Linked DNA regions of Homo sapiens: region 2 is linked to region 1. The links are chromatin loops, found by intact Hi-C in ENCODE. Cell type or tissue: heart left ventricle. All regions are shown on one strand.

The links. A loop is a pair of places that touch in the nucleus more often than their neighbours do. Peaks named below come from ENCODE experiments on the same cell type or tissue, not always from the same donor. Only the 100,000 strongest peaks of a DNase experiment are listed, where the experiment ranks them.
Region 2: a loop joins it to region 1, with 4 times the contacts of the local background. A loop is called at or near these places in 37 of 110 quality-filtered maps.

What each region holds. Positions count from the first base shown.
Region 1 is chr15:90,064,092-90,066,591 of GRCh38, forward strand. The region is part of intron 1 of ZNF710 (zinc finger protein 710); the gene reads left to right. Among named protein-coding and RNA genes, the nearest start is that of ZNF710-AS1, 17 kb to the right of the region's middle. In heart left ventricle, no CTCF peak of the experiment used is centred here; DNase peaks (open chromatin) are centred at 60 and 1,160; H3K4me3 peaks cover 462 bases; H3K27ac peaks cover 1,965 bases.
Region 2 is chr15:89,759,450-89,761,949 of GRCh38, forward strand. No RefSeq gene overlaps it. Among named protein-coding and RNA genes, the nearest start is that of MESP1, 9.5 kb to the left of the region's middle. RefSeq lists a silencer at 1,935-2,024. In heart left ventricle, CTCF peaks have their summits at 1,472 (motif pointing right) and 1,673; a DNase peak (open chromatin) is centred at 1,472.

The sequences.
Region 1 (2,500 bases):
AACTGCTGAACACATCATTTGCCCAAACCCCACAACAGACAGGAGGGTTGCCGCTGGGTGCTGTGTCAGACGGACTGTCGCGACAGGAGGCAGCCATGCTCCTCAGCGTGCTCTGCAAAACTGACAGTGGCTGGAGGGCACTGGGGGTGGCTGTGGTGGGCCCCAAGGGGCAGGACCCCTGCCTCATTCACCTTGCTGTCTCCAGGCACAAGCCCTAACCCATAGCAGGGATTTAGCGGCTATTTATTGTACAAATGAATGAATGAGTTCTCTAGTGGTTGTCCTCAGAATCACTTAAGCTTTGCTGAATTTGGGGCCCAAGAATGGAAACATCTCTTGGCTCTGTGGCTTTTTTCAGAAAAGCCTTCTCCCAGAGATCTGGGCAGATAATAATGGTTCTTTTTTTCTTCCTTTGAGACAGAGTCTCACTGTGACACCCAGGCTGGAATGCAATGGTGCGATCTCTGCTCACTGCAACTTCCGCCTCCTGGGTTCAAGTGATTCTCCTGCCTCAGACTCCCAAGCAGCTGGGATTACAGGCACCCACCACCACGCCCGGCTAATTTTTGTATTTTTAGTAGAGATGAGGTTTCACCATGTTGGCCAGGCTGGTCTCGAACTCCTGACCTCAAGTGATCTGCCCGCCTCAGCCTCACAAAGTGCTGGGATTACAGGTGTGAGCCACCATGCCCCTGCCAACAGTGATTCTTTACAGTTGGTTAGGGCCTTATAATGAACCAAGCTGCTTCACCTGTGTTAGGACCGTGGGCCCTCACAACCCTTCCATGGGTGAGTGTTTTCATCCCCGTTTTTCAGATAGGGAAACTGAGCCACTGGCATGACTTTGCTTAGTCACTTGCAAGTGACTGAGCTGGCACTCGAGGTCCTCGCTGACTGCATTTCCCAGCAGCTGGACATTGGGGTGGGGTGTGGTGGTTTGGAAGCACGTTTAGCCCCTGCGGCCTATTCCAGATGCACCCTGACCCCCCAGGCCGAGGTTTCCTTCTATCTGATCCCTTCCACGAGAGCCTCACTCTAAGCTTAATAGTTTAATCTTTGGTGTCCGTTTCAAGGAGGCTAAATTCCTGTCTGGGGTATTTTTAGCCGTCCTCAGGAAGGGGAAGCTCCGCTGGGCGCTGGGGGGAGGGGGACGCCTTGCCCGGAGCCGGTTTCCTGAGGAAGGGCCGCCGACCGTGTGCCTGACCGTGGCCCTGGGAGAGGCTGGTAGTTGGTCCGTTGGGAGCCCTGGGAGCAAAGCAGGCGAGAGTCGCCCCAGTAATGCCATCCCCTCTCCTCAGATGTGCCAGGTGTTGAACCAGGGCAAGGGGTATAGGCCCAGGAGGAGGTCGCCACTGCCTGGCGTGCTGCAGTCCTTGGAAGCCTGGAGAGGGCACGAGGGCAGGCCAGGAGAGCCGGGATGGCTCCAGGAGCAGGTGGACCTCGAGCCACGCCTCGGAGGCTGGTGGGAGGAGCAGGGGTCAGCAGGGTTGGGAAAAGGCTGCCCCAGGTGGGAAGACCCATGGGTGAAAAGACCGGGCTCCACAGACGGCTCACGGAGCAGGTGCCTCCATATGTGGCTGGAGCCCCCAGCGAGGGAAGAGGCCGCTGTGCTGGGGGTTTGTACCTGGGCACGTGGGCACATTGGCACTATTTAGAAGATCATGTTAGAGGCAGGTACAGTGGCTCATGTCTATAATCCTAGCATTTCGGGGGGCTGAGGCAGAAGGATCACTTCAGTGCTGGAGGTTGAGACAGGAGTGAGCCATGATTGTGTCACAGTAGCCTGGGCAACAGAGCAAGACCCCATCTCTAATCAAAAAGAAAGAAAAAAACGTTAGTTGAGAGATTGTGAATGTGAACTTGGGAGCCTGTTTGAGCATTCAATTCGGATAGTGGCCTCAAACATGTTAGCTGTCAAGGAGCTCTTCTTTCAAATCAGATCGGACATGGAACTCCAACGTATAAAATCAGATAAAAGTGATATTTTTATCAGTATAAATTTAGATATTTAAATGTATAACATTTAGCTAATCAAGAAAAACAACAACTGCTTGTGATAGATGCAGATGTTTATCGTCGGGGCTGACAAGTGACAGCCAGTGTTTGAGATTGGCCTCAGCACCTAGTTTATTTTTTTATATTGTGTTTCTGCCATACGTTCTCGTTCATACAGCCGAGCCATTACCAATAATGACAGTTAACACCTCACCGCACAGTCCCAAGGTCTGTGCAAATTAATTACTTTGGCAACAAAGCCAGTGGGGCTACAGTAGAATGTGTTAGAATGTGGCACATATTACATTTGAGTAGGTGGGCCTTTTAAAATCAGTTTTTAAATAGTGGAATCTTTATTTTTTGCATTTTTGAATCCGATTTTTAAGGATTTTTTTTTTTTTTTTTTTTTGAGACAGAGTGTCACTTTGCTGCCCAGGCTGGAGTGCAGTGGCGCGATCTCGGCTCACTGCAACCTCCGCCTCCCAGGTTCAAGTGATTCTCCTGC
Region 2 (2,500 bases), 300 kb before region 1:
GGCATCCATCTGTCTCTGTCAGAGGCCAAAGCCTCTGTTCTGTCCTCCCTATATCTCCCATGTCTCCTTCGGAGGATGAGTGGCTCCTTCCATCCTGGAGGGAGGTCCTAAGAGTGAAGGGGTTGGGGACCCCTCCGGTCACATTAAGCCTTGCTTCACATCACAGAGACTGAGAAGAAAAAGAGGCCGGGCACAGTAGCTCACGCCTGTAATCCCCACACTTTGTGAGGCTGAGGTGGGTGGATCACCTGAGGCCAGGAGTTCGAGACCAGCCTGGTCAACATGGAGAAACCCCATCTCTATAAAAATACAAAAAATTAGCCAGGCACGGTGGTGGGTGCCTGTAATCCCAGCTACTCGGGAGGCTGAGGCAGGAGAATTGCTTGAACCTGGGAGGTGGAGGCTGCAGTGAGCCGAGATCACACCCCTGCACTCCAACCTGGGCAACAAGAGTGAAACTGTCTCAAAAAAAACAAACAAACAAAGAAAAGGAAGAAGAAGAATAAAGAAGAAGAAGAAAGATGGAAGAAGGAAGAGGAAGAAGAAGAAAAGAAGAAGAAGAAGAGAGAAGAGAGAAGAAAGAAGAAAGAAGAGAGAAGAAGAAAGAAGAAGAAGAGCTTGCAGGCCCCATCTGGACTTCATGGACCAGATCCCTGGAGGATGCAGCCTGAGGATAAAAAATAAAATCTCCCTGAAATTATGCAGCGGTGCCCCACGGTGAACACCCCACCCCAATCAAAAGGTGGGAAAGGCCCTGGGGAGCACCCAGCCCCTGTGGGTCTCAGATCGTGAGGCCTGGAGGCCATGCTTGGGCTGAAGCCCAGAGAAGTCAGAGGGCCCAGCAAGGCGGGCTCACCTTCCCCCACCTGTGCTTCCTTTCCTATCAGCCTCCCGCTGAGGCTCCGCAGCTCCCAGGGCAGCCCCTTCCAAGGACGATCACTCCCTCCCCTCACACCTTCAGCTCTCGGAGCCACTGAGCTGGCAAGCCATATGGAATAGATTATTCTAGACCCACAATAATCTGATTATCTGGCTACAGATCAGCTGGGTGCTCAGCCAGTGGAAGTCGCAGGCAGCCCAGGGGTGACGAGGAGGGAGGGGGTGGGAGAGAGAGACTTGGCAGATTCCAGGAAAGGCTCAAGAGGAAGTGCCGCGTCTTGGTGGGTCTGGAGCTGGCTGACAATGCAGGGTAAGCAGATAGCACGTCTCTCCTAAGGGACGTAGCATTTATGCTCCTTCACTTTCTCCAGGGAAGTGCCAATGGGTCTCAGCCTTAGAGTGAAAAGTGGGGAAACTTGAGGTATAAAGAGAGGAGGCACACTTGTCACACAATGCCACCTGCAAAATGGAGCAGGGGCTCCCGACTGCCTGCTGAGATGTCCTGGGAGACACTGCCTGCCTTGGTGGGAAGGCCCCAGTCGGGACAGAGGGTTCACCCCTGGCTTTCCAGTGTCCACGCACTCCCAACCACAGCCAACAGAGGGCGCTGCCCAGCCGTGTGGGATCTTTGGGTCTGAGCTGGACAGCTCTTCCTCCAATCCTTAAGGACGTTTTTTGGGGCTAGGGCCAGAACCCAGGCTTGGCTCTATTTGGGGGTGCGCTGGGAACTGTGTAGATGTGTCAGGGATGCTGGGCTGGCTTAAGAAATAGATGAAGGCCGGTTCAGTGCCTGTGTGACAGGGCATGTGACCCCAGGCAGGCCGTTTGCCCTCTCTGGACACGTTTGCCCGTCTGTCCACCAGGAAAAGCACGCATCTGTGTGCAGAGACGTGGAGCAAGATGGGAGCCCATCAGAATGAGGAAAAGGATGACAGTTTCAGGAAGGCAGGAGCCAAGCAGAGTTCAACACCCCTCCCCAACACACACATGCCCCAGGTGCAGCTGAGGTAGAAAGAGGCCAGACCACAAGCTGACCGAAACTCGAAACTCTTGCCAGCTCTCGGGTGAGGGTTTGCAGACCTGGCTCAGCTGCCAACTTGGGTGTGCCCAGCCTGCTCAGGCCCTCCAGAAAAGCCCAAGATGGAGCTGTATCCAGGCAGGAAGTGGAGGCTTTGGGCCCTAAGTGCCCCCTCTCCCCTACTGACTGCCCGCAACAGTGGTGAGGTGCTGGGAGGGTGGCCAGCCCCGGGCAGAAGGATGAAGAGTGCAGGGCCGGCCCAGGTCACCAGCCTGGGACCTCATACGAGCTGCCTGGTTCAGGCCCTTGGCTAGCTCCGGGTGCTCCATCTGAGGTTAGGAGAATGCCCCCAAGGTATCTGACTTTAGACCCAGTAAAAAGCAGAGTGGGGCTCCCGGGGCCTAGCTGGAATGCCTGGGCAGGACCTGGGGAAGTGCAGCGCCAGTGGGCGGGGGTCCTTTGCCAGAGGCTGGGGATAGGGCATCCCTGGACAGGCTAGAGAACATTGAAGGGAAGGGGGAGAGAGCTTAAATTGGCCAGATGTGAAATAAAAAGAGGGGTCTTACATGATCTGTACTGACCACGTGCCAAAGACCGAGGACA